4 separate regions of the Homo sapiens genome follow, and all the other regions are linked to region 1. The links are chromatin contacts, found by Hi-C or POLR2A ChIA-PET in ENCODE. All regions are on one chromosome and are shown on one strand. Each heading gives the region's core, a stretch centred on a gene start or an enhancer-like site at or near the end of the contact. The rest is flanking DNA. Distances are from core to core; before and after follow the strand shown.

What was found. A loop is a pair of places that touch in the nucleus more often than their neighbours do. ChIA-PET counts read pairs that join two places held with the same protein, here RNA polymerase II (POLR2A). Pooled maps may share reads with other maps.
Region 2: a loop to region 1 is called in a pooled map, with 2.1 times the contacts of the local background. The contact joins the enhancer-like site here to the promoter of TERF2 in region 1. A Hi-C loop is called at or near these places in 1 of 168 maps with a recorded cell type or tissue (Caco-2) and 7 of 50 pooled maps. POLR2A ChIA-PET finds 5 or more read pairs at or near these places in 3 of 52 experiments (HepG2, OCI-LY7 and naive thymus-derived CD4-positive, alpha-beta T cell).
Region 3: a loop to region 1 is called in a pooled map, with 2.8 times the contacts of the local background. The contact joins the enhancer-like site here to the promoter of TERF2 in region 1. A Hi-C loop is called at or near these places in 20 of 168 maps with a recorded cell type or tissue (HCT116, Panc1, Right ventricle myocardium inferior and 13 more), 5 of 37 single-sample maps with no recorded cell type and 23 of 50 pooled maps. POLR2A ChIA-PET finds 5 or more read pairs at or near these places in 9 of 52 experiments (A549, AG04450, H1 and 6 more).
Region 4: a loop to region 1 is called in a pooled map, with 2.5 times the contacts of the local background. The contact joins the enhancer-like site here to the promoter of TERF2 in region 1. A Hi-C loop is called at or near these places in 1 of 50 pooled maps. POLR2A ChIA-PET finds 5 or more read pairs at or near these places in 3 of 52 experiments (AG04450, Caco-2 and activated T-cell).

The regions. Positions count from the first base shown.
Region 1 is chr16:69,383,106-69,389,764 of GRCh38, forward strand. It overlaps TERF2 (telomeric repeat binding factor 2), which reads right to left and starts at 2,902. Exons shown (of 10, transcript NM_005652.5): 1 at 2,488-2,902; 2 at 2,286-2,381; 3 at 1,475-1,605. The coding sequence starts at 2,866. RefSeq lists a silencer at 2,518-2,897.
Region 2 is chr16:69,499,323-69,505,981 of GRCh38, forward strand. No RefSeq gene overlaps it. Among named protein-coding and RNA genes, the nearest start is that of MIR1538, 63 kb to the right of the region's middle. Within about 2 kb of position 2,774, at least 3 of the 41 ENCODE cell types and tissues checked have a DNase peak (open chromatin) inside an H3K27ac peak, as active enhancers do.
Region 3 is chr16:69,479,369-69,486,027 of GRCh38, forward strand. No RefSeq gene overlaps it. Among named protein-coding and RNA genes, the nearest start is that of CYB5B, 58 kb to the left of the region's middle. Within about 2 kb of position 2,808, at least 25 of the 41 ENCODE cell types and tissues checked have a DNase peak (open chromatin) inside an H3K27ac peak, as active enhancers do; they include adrenal gland, ascending aorta, endothelial cell of umbilical vein and 6 more, where a contact is called at or near this core.
Region 4 is chr16:69,285,161-69,291,819 of GRCh38, forward strand. All of the region lies in intron 5 of SNTB2 (syntrophin beta 2), which reads left to right. Among named protein-coding and RNA genes, the nearest start is that of VPS4A, 23 kb to the right of the region's middle. Within about 2 kb of position 2,336, at least 10 of the 41 ENCODE cell types and tissues checked have a DNase peak (open chromatin) inside an H3K27ac peak, as active enhancers do.

The DNA of each region.
Region 1 (6,659 bases), core at 1,652-4,151:
ACTCTTCCAGAAGAGGGGCCAGATGGCAAATCTATAGCCCTTGTGTTCTAAAGGAGTTGCTACAGGTTGAGCATCCTAAATCTGAAAATCCGAAATCTGAAATGCTCCAATGAGCATTTCCTTTGAGTGCCATGTTGGCACTCAAAAAGTTTCAGATTTGAGGGCATTTGGGATTTCAGATTTTTGGATTTGGGATGCTCAAACTAAATTTAATGCAAATATTCCAAAATCTGAAATCCAAAATGCTTCTGTTCCCAAGTATTTTGGATAAGGGATACTCAATGTGTACTTAATAGAAGTTAAATGAATTATTCTAAACTGGTACCCATTCAAAAGATCCTTAACAGTTCTGAAAGTAGGCATGAATTTCTCCTCCCTTGATAATGTCTATTCTGGCATATGCCTCCCCTCAACCTAAACCTGATTTTCCTATACTAAAAATGTACTCTTGAAATTATTCTTCCTTGGAAATGACTAATATTTAAGCATTTCTTTACCAGACCAAAAGTAGTATCTGCCCAAGGTCCTTAATTAAATAAATAAAATATGTGCACCTCATGCACACTAGTTGTTTTTTAATAGGGTACCCAAGTACAATGTACACAGCCAAGAGACAGGTTTTCCTTGTGAAGCAAGGTTTTTCTTTCTACCCCACCCCCATCTTTGGGATCCCATCCTTTTAGGGGTGCTCTTTTCTTAACCATTTCCCTATTTTCTACCACCAGGGCAATGCTTAGCTGATGTTTTCCATCTTCACCTCTGCATCTGCTTCCACACCCCCCAGCCTTGGTTTTGGGGGAAGAAAAATCTTTTTCTAACTGGTTCCCACAGCCACTTCTATGTTTTAAATTAAAATAATTTCTACTGTTTGAAGCTACCTGAGCCACAACACAGTGACAATCCCAAATTCCTAGACACTCCATTAGCTTTTTTCTTGAATTCAAGAACACTGCCTGTGCCGGATTTCTATCATTCTTCTACCATTACTATTTTGCTAGCTGGCTCATTATCCCAGCACCTCTGATTCTAATCTATCTGTTCAAAAGGGATATTCTCTAAGCCCCTCTTTCTGCAGACAGAAAGAACTCAAAGTCAGTACCACATTTTCCAAGGCCCCAGTTTATCTCCTTGGTTTATTATAAACAAGGGTGACCAAACCCTAGGCCAGAGTTACTTAAGGCCCTTGTAGAGTGCTCCCGAATGGTGCAGTAACCTCCAAAATGTCAGAGCTTCAATGCCAAAGCCACAAGGAAGACCACCCAAATCACAAAAACTGAGCAACTGCCATTACTTCCCAAGCCTGGGTGGGAAAGGAGACACCTGAAGAAATAACGTCTGTGTGTGTGCTTTCTTGCTTGCTCAATCTCTCCCCATTGCTGTTTTCCTCTGCCCCACACAGTAAAGAGTAAGTGCTGTATCCTCAAAGACCCTTGATTTTTGGTCAAAGAAAAAAGATATAAAAATAGAGCCTTACAGCTTCCTTGACCAGTTTTCTACTGGATTCGACCACTGCTTCTGTCAGTGTAAATTCCGTTTTAATCATCTCCAGCACATTGATAGCTGATTCCAGTGGTGTGAGCTCAGCCTCCATATCAAAGGAACAGTCTAGGACAAAGCACAGTTTTCATTTTTAAGCTCTTTTCTAAGGGTAAAAAAGTTATGTCCAAAAATTATATATATATATTTATGGAAATGGAGCATGCAAATATGGTAAGATTTGCATTTAATTTTTTGACATATTTGCTACAGGTTGACATACACGATAAGGGTCCAAATTCAAATCAATGAATTTAACGTGACCATTTTTTAACACCTGTCAAGACAGGCAAAAAAATTATTTTTAAATACCTGCATTTGCCTCTCAAATTCAGAATATACCCATCCTCCTCAGATACGAGTGGCAAGAAACTGACAACAGCTAAATAGCTTTCAAGTTAAATTCAGAGGGGAAAAATGTCAGAGTACTTCCACTCTGAAAAACTCTCTACCATGGGGGAAAAAAGATGTCCATATGAACATAACTCACTTTAGACAGGAGCAAAGTTGGGGTGAGCAATTAACAGGTGGGAGAAGATTTAAAAAAAACACAGAAAAGCAGCCAAGACAACCTTAACCGGAGAAAACTAGAGCCAGTCGAGCCAGAAAACAGACCCATCGTAGAATGAAAAAGACCACTCTGATGGAAACTATCGCACTTTAACCTGGAATCCTTCAGTTCTAGATATAAGTTTTAAAACAAAACCCTACGCAAGTAAGCCCAGAGAAGAACACAAAAATAGCCATACCTAAATTTTCCCCTTCTTCAATCCGCGACAGACACTGCATAACCCGCAGCAATCGGGACACGGTGTGCTCCTTCCCCAAGGGCCTGACAAGCAAAGCTGGGAGAGAAGACATCGTTGGCTGGGCGACCCCCAGTCCCGACTCCCGGTCCCCCGGACCCCCTTCCCCGGCGCTCCAACCCCCCTCCCCCGGCCCGGCCCTCACCCTGCATGATGTCCCGGATCTGTCTGAAGTCCCCGTACCGGCTACCCCGAAAGGCCCGCAGCGCCTCGTGGAAGTAGAACTTGAGCACCCAGCGATTGACTGCCTCTTCCAGCCGTGCCTCCCCCGCGCCGCGCTCCGCCGGGCCCCCCAGCCCCGGCTCGTGGCGCCCCCGCCGGGCCCGCCCGCTACTGCGGGACGCCCGCCTGCCAGCTGCCCGCCCGCTGCCGTCGCTACTCCCGCCTCCTCCCGCCATCGTGTCCGATCGCCGCGCGCCCTCCCCGCCCTCCCGGCCGGGCCGCTTCCTCGGCTGTGACGCCGCTGGGTCACGCACGACGCCCGGGCCGGAAGCGGGGCCCGCCGTCCCGGCTCCCGCGGCCATGATAGAAACAGCGTTCCGAGCCGCCCGCGGGCTTCTGGGAGGGAAAGGACCGGAGGGCCCGGCCCCCTTCTCAGACGCCGTAGTTCCCGATGTGCCGGCCGCAATGCCTCCTGGGGCTTGAAGTCCACACCGCCCAGGCCGGTGAACCCGGCGGGTTTTGCAGTCAACTTCGCTCCGAATTTACAGAAAACAGCTACTATGCTAGGGACGCGGAACAGTGTATTAGAGACTGAAAAACAGGCCGGGATCGGTGGCTCTACGCCTGTAATCCCAGCACTTTGGGAGGCTGAGGCGGGTGGATCACCTGAGGTCGGGAGTTCGAGACCAGCCTGACCAACATGGAGAAACCCCATCTCTACTAAAAATACAAAATTAGCCAGACGTGGTGGCGCATGCCTGTAATCCTAGCTACTCAGGAGGCTGAGGCAGGAGACTCGCTTGAACCCGCGAGGCGGAGGTTGCGGTGAGCCGAGATCGCGCCATTGCACTCCAGTCTGGGCAACAAGAGCGAAACTCCGTCTCAAAAAAAAGAAAAGAAAAAAAAGAAAACCAAATATGTGCACCTTATTAAACACTTTGAAAATTGTGGAAGAGAGCATACACAGAGGAAAGTCTTTAAACAAATTTGTATTTTAACAAATACTGTAATTATAAAGCAAAGACCAGTGTGATACCAATAAATAGAATGCACCTGGCAACCCAGCCGCTAGACATATACTCTTTGTAATCACAAAAATAACACATTTTGTTGTAGAACAATTAGAAAAATAAGCAAAAGGACCACCCATAGTCCCATAGAGGGTCTGAGTCACTTTCAGATATCTCTGATACTCTTGGAATTCACCAACTGGCACTTGACCAAATGGAGAACCTCCAGCTCAGACCTTAGTTCAGGATGGTGGTTGTGGGTGCCTCTTCCTGAGAGGCCCAGTAACTGGTCTAGCTTCAAAGATTGTCCTACCAGCCCCACTAGTCTGGAACCTGCAAAGATCCAGTTTGGGGCCACTCAAAGACAACTCAGAAGTGCAGGTGGCCATGTCCTTGAGGATGTGAATCCCATGCTGGACCTGTGAATTAATATCAGGACCTTAATATGTATAGTATCCTGGAAAGCCAAAAGTTCTATGAGGTACACGTTCCGGGATGAGAGAAGAGGCCTCTAGGTCTGACTGATCTTTGGTGATCATAGCTGCTTTTCTTTTTTTTCTTTGTTTTTCTTGAGATGGAATCTCGTTCTGTCGCCCAAGCTGGAGTGCAGTGGCACGATCTCGGCTCACTGCAAGCTCCGCCTCTGGGTTCATGCCATTCTCCTGCCTCAGCCTCCCGAGTGGCTGGGACTACAGGCGCCCACTACCATGCCCAGCTAATTTTTTGTATTTTTAGTAGAGACGGGGTTTCACTGTGTTAGCCAGGATGGTCTCCATCTCCTGACCTCGTGATCCGCCCGCCTCGGTCTCCCAAAGTGCTGGGATTACAGGCGTGAGCCACTGCGCCCGGCCCATGGCTGCTTTTCCATTCCAGCCTGCTTGCCTTAACCAGGAACCAAATCACTTGCCTTTATTTTAGTTTTTTTGAGAAAGTTTCACTCTGTAATGCAGGTTGGAGTGCAGTGGCACAATCGTGCTCACTGCAGCCTTGAACTCCTGGGCTCAAGTGATCCTCCTGCCTCAACCTCCCAAGTAGCTAAGACTACCAGCGTGTGCCACCATGCCTGGGTAATTTGAAATTTTTTTTCGTAGAATTAGGGGTCTTGCCGTGTTGCCCAGGCTGGTCTCGAACTCCTGGCCTCAAGCACTCCTCCCACCCTGGTCTCCTAAAGTGCTGGGGATTTCAGGGTTGAGCTACTATGCCTGGTGCCAAATCACTTGCCTTTCAATTCTAACTTTTTTTTTTTTTTTCTGAGACAGAGTCTTGTTCTGTTGCCCAGGCTGGAGTGCAGTGGCACGATCTTGGCTCACTGCAACCTCCGCCTCCCGGGTTCAAGTGATTCTCCTGCCTCAGCCTCCCGAGTAGCTGGGATTACAGGCGTGTGCCACCACGCCTGGCTAATTTTTGTATTTTTAGTAGAGACGGGGTTTCACCATGTTGGCCACGCTGTCTCGAACTCCTGGCCTCAAGTGATCCACCCATTGTGGCCTCCCAAAGTGCTGAGATTATAGGCGTGAGCCACTGCGCCTGGCCAGTGCTAACTCCTCTACTTGCTAGCTGTGTAACCTTGAACAAATCCCTTAACTGTCTCTGTGCCTCTGTTTCCACATCTGTCAAGCACAAATAATGAAGGTACCTCTTGGAAATTATACGAAAAGTCAATGAGTTGCTATTTCTAATGCCTTTAGCGAAGGGCTCAGCTTGTGGTAAGGGCTCAGTAAGTGTAAACTGTTTTTTGTTTGTTTGTTTGTTTTTTGAGACAGAGTTTTGCTCTTGTCGCCCAGGCTTGAGTGTAATGGCGCAATCTCGGCTCACTGCAACCTCCATCTCCCAGGTTCAATTGATTCTCCTGCCTCAGCCTCCCGAGTAGCTGGGATTACAGGAAAGCAGGAAGCACTTAAGGTTTTCAAAGAAGTTCCCTTAAAGAGACAGTTGGGTATTTGTGGTAGATAAAGAAGAGAATGATTTTGGGATAACCAGAGGATGATGGGACTTTGAAAAATGAGGAGAAAATCCATCAAGCAGGACACTTATGATTTGCGCACTTTATGTAAGTCATACCTTAATTTTGAAAAAATAAAAGAAAAATGAGTTTTTTTTGATAGAGGAGAGTAGGAGACTTTCTAGGCAGGTCCTGGATGAGTTAATAAAAACAGCTTATACCGGCCGGGCGCTGTGGCTGACACCTGTAATCCCAGCACTTTCGGAGGCCAAGGTGGGTGGATAACCTGAGGTCAGGAGTTGGAGACCAACCTGGCCAACATGGTGAAACCCCATCTGTACTAAAAATACAAAAATTAACTGGGTGTGGTAGCTGAAGCCTGTAATCCCAGCTACTCGGGAGGCTGAGGCAGGAGAATTGCTTGATCCTGGGAGGCGGAGGTTGCAGTGAGCCAGGATCCCGCCACCGCACTCCAGCCTGGGCAACAGAGCCAGACTCCGTCTTAAAAAATAAAGATGAAATAAGGCCTGTAAATAATGTCTGACAATGCTGGGTGCGGTGGCTCACGACTGTAATCCCAGCACTTTGGGAAGCCAAGACATGAGAATCGCTTGGGAGGCAGAGGTTGCAGTGAGCTGAGATGGTACCACTACACTCCAGCCTGGATAGAGTGAGCTCTGTCTTAAAATAACAATAGTAATAATAATAATGATAATAATAACTGGCCAGGCACGGTGGGTCACGCCTGTAATCCCAGCACTTTAGGAGGCCATGGTGGGAGGACCACCTGAGTTCAGGAGTTCAAGACCAGCCTGGCCAACATGGTGAAACCCCATGTCTACTAAAAATACAAAATTAACCGGGCATGGTGGTGGGCACCTGTAATCCCAGCTACTTGGGAGGCTGAGGCAGGAGAATCACTTGAACCAAGGAGGTGGAGGTTGCAGTGAGCCGAGAACATGCCATTGCATGCCAGCCTGGGCGAAAAGAGCGAAACTCAGTCTCAAAAAAAAAAAAAATTGCCTGACACATGCCAATCAAGCTAGCAAGGTTTTTTTTTTTGAGACAAGATCTTGCTCTGTCACCCAGGCCAGAGTGCAGTGGTGTGATCATGGCTCACCGCAGCCTCGACCTCCTGGGCTCCAGTGATCCTCCTTCCTCAGCCTCCTGAGTAGCCGGGACTACAGGTACATGCCACCATAT
Region 2 (6,659 bases), core at 1,524-4,023, 120 kb after region 1:
ACTCTGTCTTAAAAAAAAAGAAAAAAAAAATGTTTGCTATCAAGAATTTGCTATGGGGCTGGGTGCTCATGCCTGTAATCCCACGCCATGGGGAGGCCAAGGCAGGTGGATCACCTGAGGTCAGGAGTTCAAGACCAGCCTGGCCAACATGGTGAAATCTCCTCTTTACTAAAAATATAAAAATTAGCTGGGTGTGGTGGCACGTGCCTGTTAGTCTCAGCTACTTGGGAGGCTGATCCAGGAGAATCGCTTGAACCCGAGAGACAGAGGTTGCAGTGAGCCAAGATTGCACCATTGCACTGCAGCCTGGGCGACAAGAGCGAAACTCTGTCTCAAAAAAAAAAGAAAGAATTTGCTATGGGCTAGGGCCTGAGATTCATTTGCCTGATTGCTGGGAATCAGGAGGGTGGAGAATATCATCTGTGAATAGTGTCCAGCTGATCTGACCCCTGCACACCTGAGAGCTGGAAGAGAAAGGGCTTTGTCCCCAGGAGGGGGCTGTGTGGGCTGTGGGCTTGCCTGGGGCCATTAGAGTCCAGTAACCACTTTCACGGGAACTAGAAAGGCCTTCTTCTCCCGTTGTGCTCATCTCCTTGGGGGCTCTCTGATTGCTTCTCTTGTCAGGGATCTCCCTGACCTCCTCTTCTTTGAAGCCCCTGGGCCTGGTGCCCTTTCCACTTCCTCTCACTGCTAATTGGAAGGCAGTGGGTTGGCTCCCGCAGGCGATGGTGATACTCAGTTTTGGATGGCATTGAAACTATTTCATAGACTTCATATTTGGTGAATTCTGAAGGCCAAAGGGCCTGTGTGTTGCACTTGGGTGTTCTCTGGGCCTTGACCGGAGGATCTGTTTCTTATGTTCATGGAGCTCTCGGCCGCCTCTTCCACATCTGCTGGACTAGGAATCAGGGTGGGTGCCTTAACCTCTGATGCTGTGGCATCTTGGGGAGGGGTTTTCTAACTCACGCAAGGATATTTGGTTAATTCCGCAGCTCTGAGATGTTCTTGGAAACTTGGGGGTTTTATACCATGGTGTTCTGGCCAGGTTGCTTCTGATCTGGAGGGAAAGGGAGAGGTTTCTGCCTTCTGGCCCAGGGCCCAACTCCACAGAAGGATGTACTCAATCTTAAAGAGCAAGAGGGCGGATGCGGACACGGCCTAGCCTGAGACCTCACGGGGAGCCACTGAGATGTCCCCAGATCAGAGGTAGGGGTGAAACATGTAGAGACTGACTGAGGGGCTGACCCTAGGGTCACAAGGACAGTGCAAAGTTTTGGTAGTGCTGGGCTTCCTAACAGCTGCCAGGAGATGCTGTCAACTCAGACAGTTGTCACCTCCAGCTCCCAAGACACAGCAGCAGCATGGCCATGCGGGTAGCCATCTGACCTCGACCTCTACTTACCATTCCACATTCCATGAACAAATGATGACACCACGGCCTCTCCTGTCCTGTCTTTGACAGAAGAGCCTCAGCAGTTTCCTTTTATTTTTTAACATTTTTTATTTAATTAAATTAAATAGAGAGAGAGTCTCACTATATTGCCCAGGCTGGTCTCAAACTCCTGGCCTCAAGCAATCCTTCTGCCTCTGCCTCCCAAATTGCTGGGATTACAGGTGTGAGCCACTGCACCTGGCCTCCTTTCATTTTTTAAAAACTTTTTATTTTGAAAAATTTCAAATTTACACAAAAGAAACAAACAGAATATTATAAGGAGTTCTTGCATATCTTTCACTCAGATGCATTAATAACGTCCTGTTGCATTTGTTCTCTCTTTTTTTTTTTTGAGATGGAGTTTCACTGTGTCACCTAGGCTGGAGTGTATGGGTGCAATCTTGGCCCACCGCAACCTCTGCCTACTAGGTTCAAGCGATTCTCCTGCCTCAGCCTCCTGAGTAGCTGGGATTACAGGCATGTGCCACCATGCCCAGCTAATTTTTGTATTTTTAGTAGAGACGGGGTTTCACTATGTTGGCCAGGCTGGTCTTGAACTCCTGGCCTCAAGTGATGCACCCACCTCGGCCTCCCAAAGTGCTGGGATTATCTCTTTCTCTTCCTTTCTCCATAAACGTGTGTGTGTGTGTGTGTGTGTGTGTGTGTGTGTGTGTGTTTGTATACTTTTTTTCCTGAACAACTTGAAGGTTAAGTTGTGGACACATTTATACACTAATCTTTGAGTGTGTATTTCCTAAGAACAAATCTGTTTTATTATATGACCAAAATATAATTAGAAAATATAGGAAAGTTAGGCTGGGTGCGGTGGCTCACACCTGTAATCTCAGCACTTTGGGAGGCCGAGGCAGGTGGATCACAAGGTCAAGAGTTTGAGACCAACCTGGCCAACATGGTGAAACCCTGTCTTGCCTAAAAATACAAAAATTAGCCAGGCATGGTAGCGGGCACCTGTAATCCCAGCTACTCAGGAAGCTGAGGCAGGAGAATCACTTGAACCCGGGAGGCGGAGGTTGCAGTGAGCCGAGATTGTACCATTGCATTCCAGCCTCAGCGATAAGGGCAAGACTCCATCTCAAAAAAGAAAAAGAAAATGTAGGAAAGTTAAACTTGATCCTGTTATCTAATACTGAATACTGTTATCTAATCTATAATTGGTATGCCAAATTTCACCAGTTTCCAATCACGTATCTTACAGCTATTTTTTCTCAGTCCAGGCTACAATCAGGATGCGCATTACATGTTGTTGTCAGGTGCTATTACTCTTCTTTCATCTAGAAGTGTTGCTCAATCTTTCTTTGTCTCTCATGTCCTTGGGAGTTTTCTAAATGAAAGTAAATCTGAAAGCATTCTCGTGGCTGTGACTTCTCTAAATGCTAACTCAGGGGGAAAAAAAAGGAAAGAAATACTTTTCAGTTCCTTGCCTTTGAAGCCTCCGGACAGGTGGGTTTGACAACATCTATTTTGGTCATGCCTGGGCAGTTCTGGCTTATCCATCTACACTAGTCTCAAATGATCCTGGGATTTGCTCTTGGGTACACAGTAGATGCTTAATAAGTAACTTGCTGATGTGCCAGGAGAGAAAGTGAATTGGACCACTGGGTGGAATAACTCAAATGACATTCCAGGAAGGTTTTGCTGCTGTAGATAGAGAGACAAAGGGCTGGCTCTTTCAGGCTGTGTCAGCCCAAGGGCAACATGCAGTCTTGGACTTCATTATCTTATTTCTATTACATAGTGCACTAAGGTTCTCTTTCTCCTCAAATTCCCCAGCAGGAGAGATAGGACTTTCCACTGCAGGCTGTTCAATTCACCAAGAAGAGGAAGCAAATCACAGATCCTGACAGATCCTGCTGTCAGGACTTGGCCAATTTTGAGATGTAATTAAAAAAAATTGTTTATTTTTATTAAAAAAAAAAAGAGTTGGAGTCTCTATGTTTCCCAGACTGGTCTTGAACTCCTGGGCTCAAGTGATCCTCCTGCCTCGACCTCCCAAAGAGCTGGGATTACAGGTGCTCAGCAGACATGTAATTTTTGATCTCCAGCCTGGGGTGTATACATCTGGATTATTTCCTCAGGAATAAGAGAACAGAGCCTTGAAATCAACCTGTTTGAAATCAGCCAGCCTCCAGGATGATCCCGGTCTACGGCCATAGCACCTTGAATGCATCTGATCTCATCTTTTTTTGTTTGTTTGTTTTGTTTTGAGACGGAGTCTCACTCTGTCACCCAGGAGTGCAGTGGCACAATCTCGACTCACTGCAGCCTCCCTGCTTCAAGCGATTCTCCTGCCTCAGCCTCCCGAGTAGCTGGACTACAGGTGCCCGCCACCACACCCAGCTAATTTTTTGTATTTTTAGTAGAGATGGGGTTTCACCCTGTTAGCCAGGAGGTCTCGATCTCCTGAACTTGTGATCTGCCTGCCTCGGCCTCCCAAAGTGCTGGGATTACAGGCACTACCCATCACGCCCATCCTGATCACATCTTTTCTTGGAAGCTAAGCAAGGATGGGCCTCGTTAGTACTTGGATGGGACACCAAGATGGTCCCTGCTGATCCTACCACCCCTGGTATCCACCTCTTCCTGTAGTCCCTTTCCTATGAATCAGGGCTGGCATACATGAACAATACAATAGGGTGACAGTGACTGGGTGTGACATCCGATGCTTAGTCATAAAAGATAATGCAGCTTCCACACTCATCTCTTGTCTAGCTTGTTTTGGAGGAAGCCAAGTTCTTTGAGCATACTCAGGTGTCCATGTGGACAGGACCTGAGGCGCCCAGCCAATAGCTGGCACCAACTTGCCAGCTATGTGAGTGAACCACCTTCAGTGTGGATCCTCTAGCTCCAGGCCAAGCCTTCGGATCCTTGCCACACTGACCAGCATCTGACTGCAGCCTCACGAGCAACCTGGAGGGCTCCAAACACCTGACCCTCAGAAACTGTGAGTGATAATAATTATTGTTTTCTGCCAGGCACAGTGGCTCACGCCTGTAATCCAAGCACTTTGGAGGCCAAGGCAGGTGGATCACCTGAGGTCGGGAGTTTGAGACCAGCCTGACCAACATGGAGAAACCCTGTCTCTACAAAAAATACAAAATTAGCCAGGCGTGGTGGCAGGCACCTGTAATCCCAGCTACTCGGGAGGCTGAGGCAGGAGAATCGCTTGAACTCGGAAGGCAGAGATTGCAGTGAGCCGAGATCGCACCACTGTACTCCAGCCTGGGCAACAGGAGTGAAACTCTTGTTATCTTATTATTATATATTATTATTATTATTATTGTTATCTTAAGCCATAAAGTTTTGGGGCAATTTTCTACACAGCAGTAGGTAATTCATATGATTCTCTTGAAAAGTATAAAGAGAGGTCGGGCGCGGTGACTCACGCCAATAATCCCAGCACTTTGGGAGGCTGATGCAGGCAGATTGCTTGAGGTCAGGAGTTGGAGGCCAGCCTGGCCAACATGGTGAAACCCCATCTCTATTAAAAATACAAAAATTAGCCAGGTGTGGTGGTCCATGCCTGTAATCTCAGTTACTCGGGAGGCTGAGACAGGAGAATCACTTGAACCCTGGAGGTGGAGGTTGCAGTGAGCCAAGATCACACCACTGCACTCCAGCCTGGGCGACAAGATTCTGTCTCAAAAAGAAAAAGAAAAAAAAGAAAAGTATAGGGCTGGGCGCGGTGGCTCACGCGTATAATCCCAGCACTTGGGAGGCCGAGGCGGGCGAATAACAAGGTCAGGAGATCGAGGTCATCCTGGCTAACACGGTGAAACCCCCTGTCTACTAAAAATACAAAAAATTAGCCGGGCATGGTGGTGGGCGCCTGTAGTCCCAGCTACTCAGGAGGCTGAGGCCGGAGAATGGCGTGAACCCGGGAGGCGGAGCTTGCAGTGAGCCGAGATCGCGCCACAGCACTCCTGCATGGGCGACAGAGCGAGACTCTGCCTCAAAAAAAAGAAAAGAAAAGAAAAGTATAAAGAGGCACATGACCCAGAAATTTAACTCCTAGGCATATGCCAAAGAGAAATGAAAACATGTCAGCCAGATGTGATGGCTCAAGCCTGTAATCCCAGCACTTTGGGAGGCCGAGGGCAGGCAGATCACTTGAGGTCAGGAGTTCCAGACCAGCCTGACCAACATGGTGAAACCCCATCTCTACTAAAATACAAAAATTAGCTGGGCATGGTGGTGCACACCTGTAATCCCAGCTACTCAGGAGGCTGAGGCAGGAGAATCGCTTGAACCCGGGAGGCAGAGGTTGCATTGAACCAAGATCGCGCCACTGCCCTTCTGCCTGGGTGATAGAGCGAGACTCCGTCTCCAAAAAAAAAAAAGAAAAGTCCACACCAAAACTTGTACCCGAATGTTCATAGCAACATTATTCATAATAGCCAAAAAATGAAAACAACCCAAATGTCCATCAACTGATGAATGAATAAAGGAAATGTGGGGCCAGGCGCATTGACTCATGCCTGTAATCTCAGTACTTTGAGAGACTGAGGCAGGTGGATTGCTTGAGTCCAGGAGACCAGTCTGAGCAACACAGTGAGATCCCATCTCTACAAAAAATACAAAAAGTAGCCAGATGTGGTGATTGGCATGTGCCTGTAGTCCTAGCTACTCGGGAAGCTGAGACAGAAGGATCGCTTGAGCCCAGGAGTTGAGGCTACAGGGAGCTGTGATCACGCCACTGCACTCCAGCCCGGGTAACAGAGCAAGACTCCCAACTGGGGGTGGGCAAAAAAAAAAAAAAAGGCGGCCAGGCACAGTGGCTTATGCCTGTAATCTAAGCATTTTGGGAGGCCGACACGGGTGGATCACAAGGTCAGGAGTTCGAGACCAGCCTGGCCAAGATGGTAAAACCCTTCTCTACTAAAAATACAAAAATTAGCCAGGCATGGTGGTGGGTACCTGTAATCCCAGCTACTTGGGAGGCTGAGGCAGAAGAATCGCTTGAACCTAGGAGGCAGAGGTTGCAATGAGCCAAAATTGTGCCACTGCACTCTAGCCTGGGTGACAGAGCAAGACCCTGTCTCAAAAAAAAAAAAAAAAAAAAAAGAAAAAAAGAAAAGACAAAGACAGGGAGGAGCAAAATAATGAAAGAATAATTCTAACCTACTAGACACTGTACAATGAGAATCATGAATTGTAATCCCAAGATTTTCTTGCCTTTGGGGAAGAAATTAATAGTATTAATAGAATC
Region 3 (6,659 bases), core at 1,558-4,057, 96 kb after region 1:
CTCCATACCCCAGGTTCAAGCAGTTCTCTTGCCTCAGCTTCCTGAGTAGCTGGGACTACAAGTGAGTGCCACCATGCCCGGCTAATTTTTTTATTTTTATTATTTTTTTAAATTTTTAGTAGAGACAGGGTTTTGCCATGTTGGCCAAGCTGTTCTCAAACTCCTGACCTCAGGTGATCTGTCTGCCTTGGCCTCCCGAAGTGCTGGGATTACAGGTGTGAACCACCACACCCACCTCAATCTACTGTTAATGGACATTAGGTCATTGGTTTTTTTTTTTGTTTTTTTTTGTTTTTTGCCAACAATACTACTATGAGCATTACTGCGTTTATAGCCTGGTTTGTGTGTGCAAGAATGTCTCCTGGATGTATACCTTGGAGTGGACCTGCAGTGTTGAGCCTTCCTTTGATTCACATCCTTGTCTGTTTGGGTTCTTTTCCATGCAGATGCCAATAACTGGGACCACAGGATAAAGAAAGTACTGGGTAGCCCCATGGAAAACACAGTATGCTTCCTCAAAAAGTTAAACATAGAGTTACCATGTGACCCAGCAATTCCACTCTTAGATATGTACCCAAGAGTATTGAAAACATGCTCACACAAAAACAAGTATGCCGATGTTCATAGCAGCTTACTCATAATAGCCCAAAGGGGCGGAAATGACCCAAACGTCTATCACCTGATGAATGGGTAAACAAAGTGTGTTGTCTCTATATACTGGAATGTTATTCAGCTATAAAAAGAAATCAAGTATTGATACATGCCCCACCATGGGTGAACCTTAAGAATACTGTGCCTAAGTGAAAGAAGCCAGACACAAATGACCACATACTGTAACTTCCATTGGAATGAAAAGTCCAAAATAGGCAAGTTCATAGAGACAGAAGGTAGATAAGTTGTTTCCGGGTGCAGGGGGAGGGGAGATGTGGGGAGTCACTGCCAAAGGGCACAGAGTTCCTTTTTGAGGGGATGAAATTAGACAGTGGTAATGGTCTCATCTCATATGTTTGTGAATACACTGAAAAACACTAAATTGTATACTTTAAAAGGGTGAATTTTGTGGTGCATAAATTCTTTTTTTTTTTTTTTTTTTTGAGATGGAGTCCTGCTCTGTCATCCAGACTGGAGTGCAGTGATGCGATCTCAGCTTACTGCAACCTCCGCCTCCTGGGCTCAAACCATCCTCCCACCTCAGCCTCCTGAGTGGCTGGGACTACAGGCGCACATCACCATGCCCAGACAATTTTTGCATTTTTAGTAGAGACGGGGTTTCCCCATGTTGGCCAGGCTGGTCTCAAACTCCTGACCTCAAGTGATCCACCTGCCTCGGCCTCCCAAAGTGCTGGGATTACAGGTGTGAGCCACCACACCCGACCCATAAATTCTTTCTTAATAAAAATGTAAATAAAATCACAATATCTTTATCATTGATTTATGTATTCAAAACACACGCATTAAGTACCTAAGACACGCCAGACATTCCCCAGCACGTTGCTGGGAAACACTGTATGAGTCAGACGTGGCCCCAGTATTGATCAGAACCATCCCCAGGCTCCTGACAGGTAACAAATGGCACATTCAAAAAGGGTCGTTGAGGAGAGTTTCATGAAGGGACATTTGCAGCCATGTGTGCAGGGCAGAGAGGAACTAGTTGAAGGCATGGTGAAGCATTTCAGGGTTGGTGACACATGGCAGCTGTTACTGCCCAGACAGGCAAGGGGAGAAAGTGGTTACTAGAGCCTGGTAAGGGTTGCAGCAGAGGGAGCGGGCAGGGTCCACAGCAGGGAGGGAGCCATCCTGGCCTCATTGTCCTCCACTCTCTCATCTCCTACTTGTGCCTCCCCTTAGGGGACACAAACCGGAAGCCTTTGGAGTTGGGAGCTTGGGGATCCTCCGTGGATGGGAACTGCGCGTGGGCGACCCAGGAGTCTGCAGAGACCCCCGAGGCACAGTCCCCATTGGTCAGCCTCCTGAGCTGTAGGCAGGAGGGGAGAGGGCTGGAGAGTGAATCGAAAGAAACAAACACAGTATGTCCAGCTGTTCCCATCCTCATAGACTCTACTTTTTATTTTTTATTTTTTTATTTTTTGAGCAAGGTCTTCCTCTGTCGCCCAGGCTGGAGTGCAGTGGCGTGATCACAGCTCACTGCAACCTTGACCTGCTGGGCTCAAGCGATCCTCCCACCCCAGCCTCCCCAGTAGCTGGGACTACAGGCCCATGCCACCACTTCAGGCTAATTTTTTAATTTTCTTTTTTGTAGAGACAGGGTCTCACTATATTGCCCAGGCTGGTCTCAAACCCCTGGGCTCAAGCGATCCTCCCACCTACCTCGGCCTCCCAAAGTGCTGGGACTACATTCGTGAGCCCCTGTGCCCAGCCAGCTCTACATTTTGAGTGAGGAGACAGACAGAAAAATGAAATAATTACAGAATGTGATCAACAAACAGGCTGGCATGAAGGAGGGTATCTTGGTGTGTGGGTGGGTGATGGGGTCACTTCAGATCTGGTGCTTGGGAGGATCTTTCCAAGGAGGAGGTGCTGCTTCAGCTGGGACCTGAAAGATGAGCACCTGGGTGATGAAGGCACTGTTTATTGAGATAAGAAAGCTTGGAGGAGAAACAGATTTGGGGAAGGAAACCAGGAATCCCCCTGGTTTCCTGTAAAGATAGGACATATATGCAAACACAGAAAAACAACAACTCCAGGCCCAGTGAGAATCCCTGGGGCTGCTGGAGAGGCTGAGCTGGAGCGGATGGCTGTGAGCTGACACCCAGGGCCTGCCTCTCGGAAGCCAGGACATGTGTGGACTGCGCCCTCCCTGGAGGTTACACGGAGTGCTGGCGCAGCACGCTGGCTCCGGGCCCTCCCGCTTGCTCTCAGGGCTCCTTCCAGCGTTCACTGGGACATTTGCCATGTCCTAGGTCCTTCTCTTACAAAGGCAAGAAGGGCCAGGCGAAGGGAGTGTTCGCCGAAAACCAAACGTGACACAACCTTAAATATAGGCAGGTGCTCTGATCTGATAGCACGGGTGGCCCCAGGGAGAAACATGGACTTGCCAACCATGAAGGGTCCAAAAATCTACTTAGAAAAACACTGAGGCCCATGATTAATACTGAGGTGCCCGGAGCACCAAGAGAGAAAAGCAGGCCCAACATCCTGGCTGGAGCAAAGTCAAGAGAGAAGGAGAGAAGGCAGCAGCCAGCACATGGCTCCTCCTGCGATGGGTCATCGCAGCATCTCTGTCCCGGCATCAGCCAGGGCCCACCTTCGGGTGCTTCCAGCCCACTCGACTCGGCACATCGCTGTATTTTCTTCCATCGAGATCTCTCCCCACTGGCTCTTTGCCCAGCCAGTTGCCCACAGACTGGAAAACAAAAGCTCACTGCCTTCCCTGGGGACCTGGGCTTAAGGGATGGGCCTTGGGCAGGCTGGGCGGATGCTCTGTTGATTTTTTTTTCCAAGTGCAGAGAATGTGACAGCCAATTCCTGTTGGAAGTGGCTTTTGTTTTCTTTGGAGCATGAAGCACTTTTCCTTTCTCTTGATTGTTTCAGTTCAGGTCATGTTTAGGATGGAGATGATTTGCTAGCCTAATTGCATGCCTTCCAGAACTGTGGTTCTTAACCTTTTGGGACACAGATCCTATTGCAAACCTGATAAAAAACTACAGACCAGTTCTCTAAAACACACACACACACACACACACTCTCACACACACACACTCACACACACACACACACACACTCACACATGTAAATGCCCCAAATTAAATTTTTATTTGTTAAATTTTATTTAAACTTTAAAAAATTTTAAAAAATAGGCTGGGCATGGTGGCTCACACCTGTAATCCCAGTACTTTGGGAGGCCAACATGGGTGGATCACCTGAGGTCAGGAGTTCGAAACCAGCCTGGCCAACATGGCGAAACCCCGTCTCTACTAAAAAATTAAAAAATTAGCTGGGCGTGGTGTCAGGTGCCTGTAATCCCAGCTACTCGGGAGGCTGAGGCAGGAGAATCATTTAAACCTGGGAGGTGGAGGTTGCAGTGAGCCAAGATTGCACCATTGCACTCCTGGGCAACAGAGCAAGACTCCATCTCAAAAAAAATATAATAATTTTTTTTTTAAAATAGAGATGGTTGTCTCACTATGTTGACCAGGCTAGTCTCTAACTCGTGGCCTTAAGTGATCCTCACATCTCAGCCTCCCAAAGTGCTGGGATTATAGGCAAGAGCCACTGTGCCTGGCCCCAGATTAAACATTTAATATCAACCCTAGTAGATTCAGATCCCTTGGGTTAAGGCAGTAAGTCCTTCCCACCTCTCTTCATCACTCCTAATCCCCACCCTCACAACAGCTTTCTGTTCAGTCTGGATCTTAAAATTCCTCTTCTTTAGCACTCTGCAGGGGCCGGCATTTCTCGCCTGGCTCCTGCCTGAATTAATCCCATGTGTTCAACCCGCTGAGGAGCACAAGCTCTTGCTAGCTCTGGCCGCCTCTGGTTGAAGGGTCCAATCCAGTGGCATGCCTATTTTTCAGTAGAATGCTCCAGTAAGATTTGTAAAATCTTTGTCTTATCCATGCCTCTTTCTGATGGAGGGGCCAGGCAGTGCGAGTCTTGGCAGATTGAAGAAGAGGTGGCACAGCTTTGGATGAGACTCTAGGGAGACAGGCGTTGTCTGGTTTTCCAGAAGCAACTCACTTTGCCAAAAATACCAAAAATAAAATGACTGTCTAGACACTTACATGTTAGACGCTCTCATACGAAGACAGACTTGATCCTGAAGGTCATTGACTTAGACATCAATGACGAGTCAAAGGGGCTCAATTAAATAAACACATATTGTGTGCCTGCCATGTGCCAGACAGAATTCTAGGCACCGGGGGTACTTGGTGAATAACGCACACAAGGTACCAGATGATTTTAGGTAGCGACAAGTGCAAAAATGAACATAAAATAAGTTGACATGATCCATGTGATGGTGGCAGGAACATCATCAGAGATGTCCCTAAGAAAGCAGGATTGGAGCTGAAACCTTCATTTGGAGAAGGAGAGCTCCAGGCAGAGGAAAGAGCTGCTGCAAAGGTTCTGGGGTTGGAACAAGTTGGTTTGCTTGAGGAACAGAAGAAACGCATGTGGCCAGCGCAGAGTGAGGCCGGGGAGATGAGAGATGAGATGGGAGAGGTAGGCGAAGCAAGGTCACAGTGGGCTTTGCTTGCCATGGGAATGAGTTGGGATTTTATTGCAAGGGTGATGGGAAAACAATGGAGAATGTAGAGTGGAAACGATTTGTATTTTTGTTTATTTATTTATTTTTTTGAGATGGAGTCTTGCTCTGTTGCCCAGGCTGGAGTGCAGTGTTGCGGTCTCCGCTCACTGCAACCTCTGCCTCCCGGGTTCAAGTGATTCTCCTGCCTCAGCCTCCTGAGTAGCTGGGACTACAGGCATGTGCCACCATGCCTGGCTATTTTGTTTTTAGTAGAGATGGGGTTTCACCATGTTGGCCAGGCTGGTGTTGAACTCCTAATCTCAGGTGATCTGCCTGCCTCAGCCTCCCAAAGTGCTGGGATTACAGGTGTGAGCCACTGTGCCCGGCCCTATTTGCATTTTTAGAACTGATCACTGTGGAAAGGAGCATAACTTTGGGAGCAAGAACGGAAATGGGGGACCTGTGAGAAGCTGATTCGTGGTCCAGGTGAGTGAGGTCGTGGTGCCTCGGATCTCTTTGGTGGCACTACAGATAGAAAGACAGTGGACCGTTTTCCAGGTGAACACACCTGGTGCAGACAATTTTCTTTGAAACATAATGTGTTGCAAATGCACAGTGGTTAAGGCCCCATAGAAACTGTAGCTTAATGCTTTTTAGCAGCACCAAAGTTAGGGTCTCTTCTCAGGTCAAAGTCTCCTATTCCTGCCCTTCCAGAAAAACAAAAATGATTAAAATCCTCCTTAAGAGACAGTGGCTTGGCTGACCTTGTCCCTGCAGAAAGTTAATCTCCTTGGCAGGCAGGAGGAGGAAAGAAGAGCTGATATGTATTAAGTGCCAACTGCATACCTCAATTTCATCTGATCTCACAGTAACCCTACAAAGTTCAAGTTATTAGCCTAATTTATTTATTTTTTCTTTCTTTTTTTGAGATGAGGAAACTGAAGTTCAGAGAGGTTAGGTAAATCGCCCAAGGTCACATAGCTAACAAGTGACAACTGGGATCCAAACCCACATCTGTCTGACTCTTTCCACATCATCCCTGGCTGGTGGGACCAGTTCAGCATATTGAGGAGACCTTAATAATCTCTAGGCTCTGGGGATTTTAGCTACTCCTTGGTTTGGGGGTCCACTGACTTTTTCAGGCCATGCGGGTGGAAAAAAAGGCTGAGGGGCACAGGGGAACTTTTTGGAATGACAGGTTTCATATTTTGATTGGGGTGGTGGTGGCATGGGTATATGTTTTAACAACCATTGAACTCTACATTTAAGTGGGTGCATTTTATTGCATATAAATTCGATCTCAATACATGTACAGCCCTCTAAATTTTTTATCGAGATACAATTCACATTCCATAAAATTCACCCTTTTAAAGTTTACAATTCAGTGGTTTTTAGTGTATTCACAGAGATACCATCTAATTCCACTGATTCCAGGATATTTTCATCACTTCGA
Region 4 (6,659 bases), core at 1,086-3,585, 99 kb before region 1:
TAATCTGTTTTAAAGTAAAACTATTATTTGTGCCAGACTTAAAAATGTGCTAAAATATGGCAGCTAAAAGTGATAATGATAGAAAGAAACCTGGTTTCTCTAGTTTACTAGCAAAGTTTTTTTAAGCCTGGTATATGACTCGAAGTACATTTATAATACCGTATGTACAACATGACATTTTTATAGTTCATCTCTCTTTTTTTTTTTTTTTTTTTAGAGTGGAGATCTCTATCACCCAGGCTGGAGTCCAGTGGCATGATCCATCATAGCTCACTGCAGCAGCTTTGAGCTTCTATTTATTTATTTATTTATTTATTTATTTATTTATTTATTTAAAGAGACAGGGTCTAGCTCTGTCACCCAGGCTGGAGTGCAGTGACATGATCCGAGCTCACTGCAGCCTTGAACTCTCCTGTGTTTAAGTGATCCTCCCTCAAGCCTCCCGAGTAGCTGGGACTACAGGTGCCCACCACAGCACCCAGCTAATTAAAAAAAAAATTTTTTTTTTTTAAGTAGAGATGGGCCTCGCTTTGTTGCCCAGGCTGGTCTCAAACTCTTGGCCTCAAGAGATCCTCCTGCCTCAGTTTCCCAAAGTGCTGGGATTCCAGGCAGTGGCACCTGGCCTTTTCAGTTTACTTATTTATTTTTTTGACATGGAGTCTCACTCTGTCGCCCAGGCTGGAGTGCAGTGGCATGATCTCAGCTCACTGCAACCTCCGCCTCCCAGGTACAAGCTATTCTCCCACCTCAGCCTTCTGAATAGCTGGGATTACAGGCACCTGCCATCATACCCAGCTAAGTTTTGTATTTTTAGTAGAGACAGGGTTTCACCATATTGGCCAGGCTGGTCTTGAACTTCTGACCTCAGGTGATCCACCGACCTCAGGTGATCCGCCTACCTTGGCCTCCCAAAGTGCTGGGATTACAGGTGTGAGCCACCACGCCTGGTCTTCGGTTTATTTATTTATTTTTTTAGAGATGAGGTCTTACTGTGTTGCCCAGGCTGGTCTCAACTCCTGGCTTCAAGCTATTCTCTGGTCTTAGCTTCCTGAGTAACTGGGATTATAGGCACAAGCCACTGTGCCAGGCCAGTTGTCATTTAATCTGCATTTAGTAGTGTAAGAACTAGCCAGTAATTCCAGCTACTTAGGAGGCTGAGGCAGGAGGATTGCTTGAGGCCAGGAGTTTTAAGACCAGCCTGAGCAATATATTGAGGACCCCATCTCTACAATGAAAAATGAAGCTGGGTACACTGGCTCATGCCTGTAATCCCTGCACTTTGGAAGGCTAAGGCTGGCGCATTGTTTGAGCCCAGGAGTTTGAGACCAGCCTGGGTAAAGTGGTGAAACCTCATCTCTACTAAAAATACAAAAATTTAGCTGGGAGTGGTGACACACATCTGTAGCCCCAGCTACTCAGGAGGCTGAGGTAGGAGGATCACCTGAGCCCAGGAACTCAAGGCTGCAGTGAGCTATGGTAGTGCCATGGCACTCCAGCCTGGGTGATGGGAGCCAGAACCTGTCTCAAAATAAATAAATAAATTTAATTAAATGAAAAAAAAAAAAAAAGCCAGACATAGTGGCACACACTGTAGTCTCAGCTGCTCAGGTGGCTAAGGTAGGAAGATTGCTTGAGCCCATTTCAGGGCTGTAGTGCACAATGATCAAGCCTGTGAATAGCCACTGTACTCCAGCCTGGACAACATAGTGAGACCTTGTCTCTTAAAAGAAAAAATAATGTAAGGACTCATTTACCAAGTACTAGATACATGGACTCTCCAGTTAAGAAGATTGAAATCTAAGTTGTGGATAGGCGCCCTTAAAAGATGAGTATCTAGCAAGTTTATGGCTATGGAAAAATAAAGGATTTGAAATAGGAGTTACTCTACAAAAGTTTGAAAATGTGTGCCCAACACTTACTCAAATAAGTATCTAAAGGAAATAAGGTTGGTTTCTTTCCATTGTGGAAGCGCCCTCTTGTGGTTAGTTGTCATGAATTTGGAGTATTGTTTTTTATATATATTTACATATATGTATACATGTAGATATTTGCAAATTTTTTTCTTTTTTTTTAAATTGTTTTTGGCTTTGGACAAAATGAAAACCTTTATTTAAAAATACAGGCTGGGGCCGGACGCGGTGGCTCATGCCTGTAATCCCAGCACTTTGAGAGGCCAAGGAGGGCAGATCACTTGAGGTCAGGAGTTCCAAACTAGCCTGGCCAACATCGTGAAACCCCATATCTACTAAAAATACAAAAGTTAGCCAGGAGTGGTGGCAGGCGCCTATAATCCCAGCTACTCAGGAGGCCGAGGCATGAGAATTGCTTGAACCCGGGAGGTGGAGATTGCAACAAGCCAGGATTGCGCCACTGCACTCCAAGCTGGGAGATAGAGTGAGACTGTTTCCAAAAATAGAAATGCTGGAAGCGGTTGCTTATGCCTGTAGTCCCAGCACTTTGGGAGACTGAGGCAGGCAGATCACTTGAGGCCAGATCGAGACCAGCCTGGCCATCATAGTGAAACCCCGTCTTTACTAAAAATACAAAAATTAGCTGAGCATAGTGGCACATGCCTTAAGTCCCAGCTACTCGGGATGGTGAGGCACAAGAATTGCTTGAACCTGGGAGGCGGAGTCTGCAGTGAGCTATGATCACACCACTGCACTCCAACCTGGGCAACAGTGGGAAACTCTGTCTCAAAAAATATATATATATATATATGTATATGCATTGGGCCAAGCACGGTAGTTCACGCTTGTAATTCCAGTACTTTGGGAGGCTGAGGTGGGCGGATCACTTGAGCCCAGAAGTTCAAGACCAGCCTGGGCAACATGGTGAAACCTCATCTCTATTGAAAAAAAAAAGAGTAAATGAGGTTTAAAAAAAAATACAGTATTGGAGGTGAGGCACGGTGGCTTACACCAGAATCACACTGGGATGCTCTGTGTTCCTGTGGGCAGTCGAGGGGTCAGGCCAACACATTCATGCCGTTGCTACCATCTGGGGTCACTGTATTGTCCTCAAGAATTCAAGGGGATATGCTTCCCAAAATCAAGAGTGCAACTTGGATTTTCAGCATTTTTTAGTTCATGTTGTTTCTTTGGTGTCTAGCAGCTAAATTTCATTTTTCAGGTTAAAGCTTCCCAGGCTCATAGTTGTTTAAATATGATGGCTAGAGGAAAGGAAGAGTGAGAGCCAGCTGGTTCCTTGTATTTTTAAATAGACAAAAGAAACATATTTTTCGGTAATTTTACACTTTTTTGTTCTTATTCACAGCTGTATTTTTTTAAATCAACTTCCCTTTAAAGCCATATAGCTGTATTTTAATATTACCTTGGTAACTGTTAGAGTAGCTAATATTCAAAAGACAAAAAATAACAGATGCTGGTGAGGATGCAGAGAAAAGCAAACTCTTATACACTGTTGGTGGGAATGTAAATCAGTATAGCCATTACGGAAAACAGTATGAATATTTCTCAAAAAGCTAAAAATAGAACTACTGTATGATCTAGCAATCCTACTATTGAGTATTTATCCAAAAGAAGAGAAATCAGCATGTCAGAAAGATACCTGCACCTCCATGTTTATTGCTGCACTATTCACAATAACAAAGATAGAGAATCAACCTAAGTGTCCATCAGCAGACAAATGGATTAAGAAAATATGGTATATATACACAAAGGGATACTATTTGGCCATAAAAAATATTGCAGTCATGTCATTTGTAGCAACATGGATGGAATTGGAGGTCATTATGTTAAGTGCAATAAGGCAGGCATAGAAAGACAAATGTGGCATGTTCTCACTTATATGGGAGCTAAAAAAGTGGCCAGGCGTGGTGGCTCACACCTATAATCCCAGCACTTTGGGAGGCCGAGGCGCGCGGATCACCTGAGGTCAGGAGTTCGAGACCGGCCTGACCAACATGGAGAAACCCCATCTCTACTAAAAATACAAAATTAGCCAGGTGTGGTGATGCATGCCTGTAATCCCTGCTACTCGGGAGGCTGAGGCAAGAGAATTGCTTGAACCCGGGAGGCAGAGGTTGCGGTGAGCCAAGATCGCACCATTGCACTCCAGCCTGGGCAACGAGAGCTAAACTCCGTCTCAAAAAAAAAAAAAAAAAAAATGTTGATCTCATGGATGTAGACAGTACAAGATAAATACCAGAGGTTGGGATGGGCGTGTTGTGAGGGGCTGTGAAGAAGGGTTGGTTAATGGGTATAAACATACAATTAGAAAGAAGGAATAAATTCTAATGTTCAAGAGCAGAGTGTGGTGACTATAGTTAGCAATAATGCATTGTATAATTCAAATAGAAGAAAGGACTTAAAATGTTCCCAACATATAGAATTGTTAAATATTCAATGTGATGGATACCCTAAATCCCTTGACTTGATCATTACACATTTTACACATGTAACAAAATATCAGGTAACAAAATATCGCATGTACCCCTAAGATATATACAAATATTACATATTAATATAAAAAAGATTACACTGTGGTTCGCACCTATAATCCCAGCACTTTGGGAGGCTGAGGCAGGTGGATCACTTGAGCTCAGTCTGGGCAACATGGCGAAACCCCGTCTCTACAAAAAATTAAAAAATTACCCAGGCCTGGTGGTGTGTGCCTGTAGTCCCAGTTACTCAGGAGGCTGAGGTAGGAGGGTTGCTTGAGCCCGAGAGGTCAAGGATTCAGTGAGCTATGATTACGTCACTGCACTCCAGTCTGGGCAACAGAACAAGACCCTGTCTCAAAAGAAAAAAGGAAATTGTTGGGAGATTCAGAACTGTCTGTTAAAACTATAGTTGGCAAAAAGAAATCAGTTAAGCTGTTCCTTGTCTCTATGTTTTGGTTATAGTTTACCCATCTAGAAACATGTCAATGAATACCTACAAAATGTGACGAGTAAATTCAATACATAATCTTCCTAATGTTCATTTAGTTTTAAACCTTGATTAGGCTATAGTTACAGTAGAGCTAATCAGTGATCCCTCTGGTACAGAAGGACTTTCTCCTGCTTGCAAGTATGAACTTCAAGATGAGTAGGCATAGAATGCAGCTCTCTTCCTCAAGTACAGAAAGCCATTTCCATTTGTCACAGGATTTGAAACTATTTTAAAAATTGTATAGTATACTTTTAAAGGCTTATTTTCATCATACCAATTATTTAAGCCATTAAAGTTTTTAAGTCATACGAGAACTTTATGAAGGCACTTTATATGTCTGTAGTTTTGATGATATGAAGACTAAGAAGCAGTAAATATAGGTAGGAATTACGTTAATAAAAATGAAGAAAATCTAGGAGAAGAGAAGAAAAACAGGCATTTACAAGGATTTATATTGTTAAAATATATGAAGAAAGAGTTTTCTGTGACCATATTATTCACCATTTCTTAGAAATTATCTTGAGTCCTTTTTACTCATCGGTTTGGCAAATATTTTTCAGTATATACTCTGTGCTTTTACTAGCTATAATAAAATAAGGTAAGCATAGCCCCTATTTTTCAAGTAGGAAGGACAGAAACCAAAAGAATAATAGGTATGTATCAGGATTGTCATAAGGCATAAATGAAATACAGGCATCATCTAACCTTCACACACAACTCTCTGGGGCAGATGTTGTCACCTGCATTTTCAAGATATGGGAACTGGTGTTAGTATGGTTAGGACTTGAACTGGGGCCTTTTTGGGCTCCAGAACTAGAGCCTTAAGCCCTGAAATTTCTCTAAATGACTCACACTTATGACCAGGTTAAACTTCTGAAGGATATACAATATCAGTCTAATTTGTTAATACATATTTACTGAATGTTTTAGTATTTATCAAGTGCTGTGCTTTGTAATAAAAGAAAAATAAGTAAGATGTACTTCATGCCTTTGACCAAATAGCAATAAGAGAACACAGTGTCATGTTCTTTTCTGTGACCCTGGGCATGATGAACCTGTTGCCTATACCTGATGGGCTGGCTTTTCCTATGTGCAGTCACTGGGAAGGATGCCCCAGCCTTTCTCTGAGACAGTTCTGGGCTGTCAGGCCAGGTCTAACCTGAAAGACCTACTCCCTTCTGAGGTGCTCTGAGTAACACACACAGTCCTATGGCTGCTAGAGAGATGGGCCTGGGGACTTGCTGGAAACACTAGATAGGGCCCCCCAGAGCCCCAGAAACAGGACCTGTAGCATAGAACTCTGCCATTAGGTTCTTTATCCCTCATGACACACTGATAACCACCAGCAGTTCTCATTTAAAAAAACACATAGTTGGCCCAGCGCTGTGGCTTATGCCTGTAATCTCAGCACTTTGGGAGGCCAAGGCAGGAGGATTACTTGACACCAGAGTTCGAGACTAGCCTGGGTAACACAGCAAGACCCCCCATCTCTATTTAAAAAAAATGAGCTGGGCATGGTGGCATGCACCTGTAGTCTTAGCTATTTGGGAGACTGAGGCAAGATAATCACTTGAGCCCAGGAGTTTGAGGCTGCGGTGAACTGTGATCACACCACTGCACTCCAGCTTAGGCAACAGAATGAGACCCTGTCTCTAAAGAAAATAAAAATAAAAAATAAATAAAATAAGCCTGGGCAACAGAGTAAGACCGCGTCTCTATGAAAAATTTTGAAAGTTAGCCAGGCATGGTGACACATGCCTATAG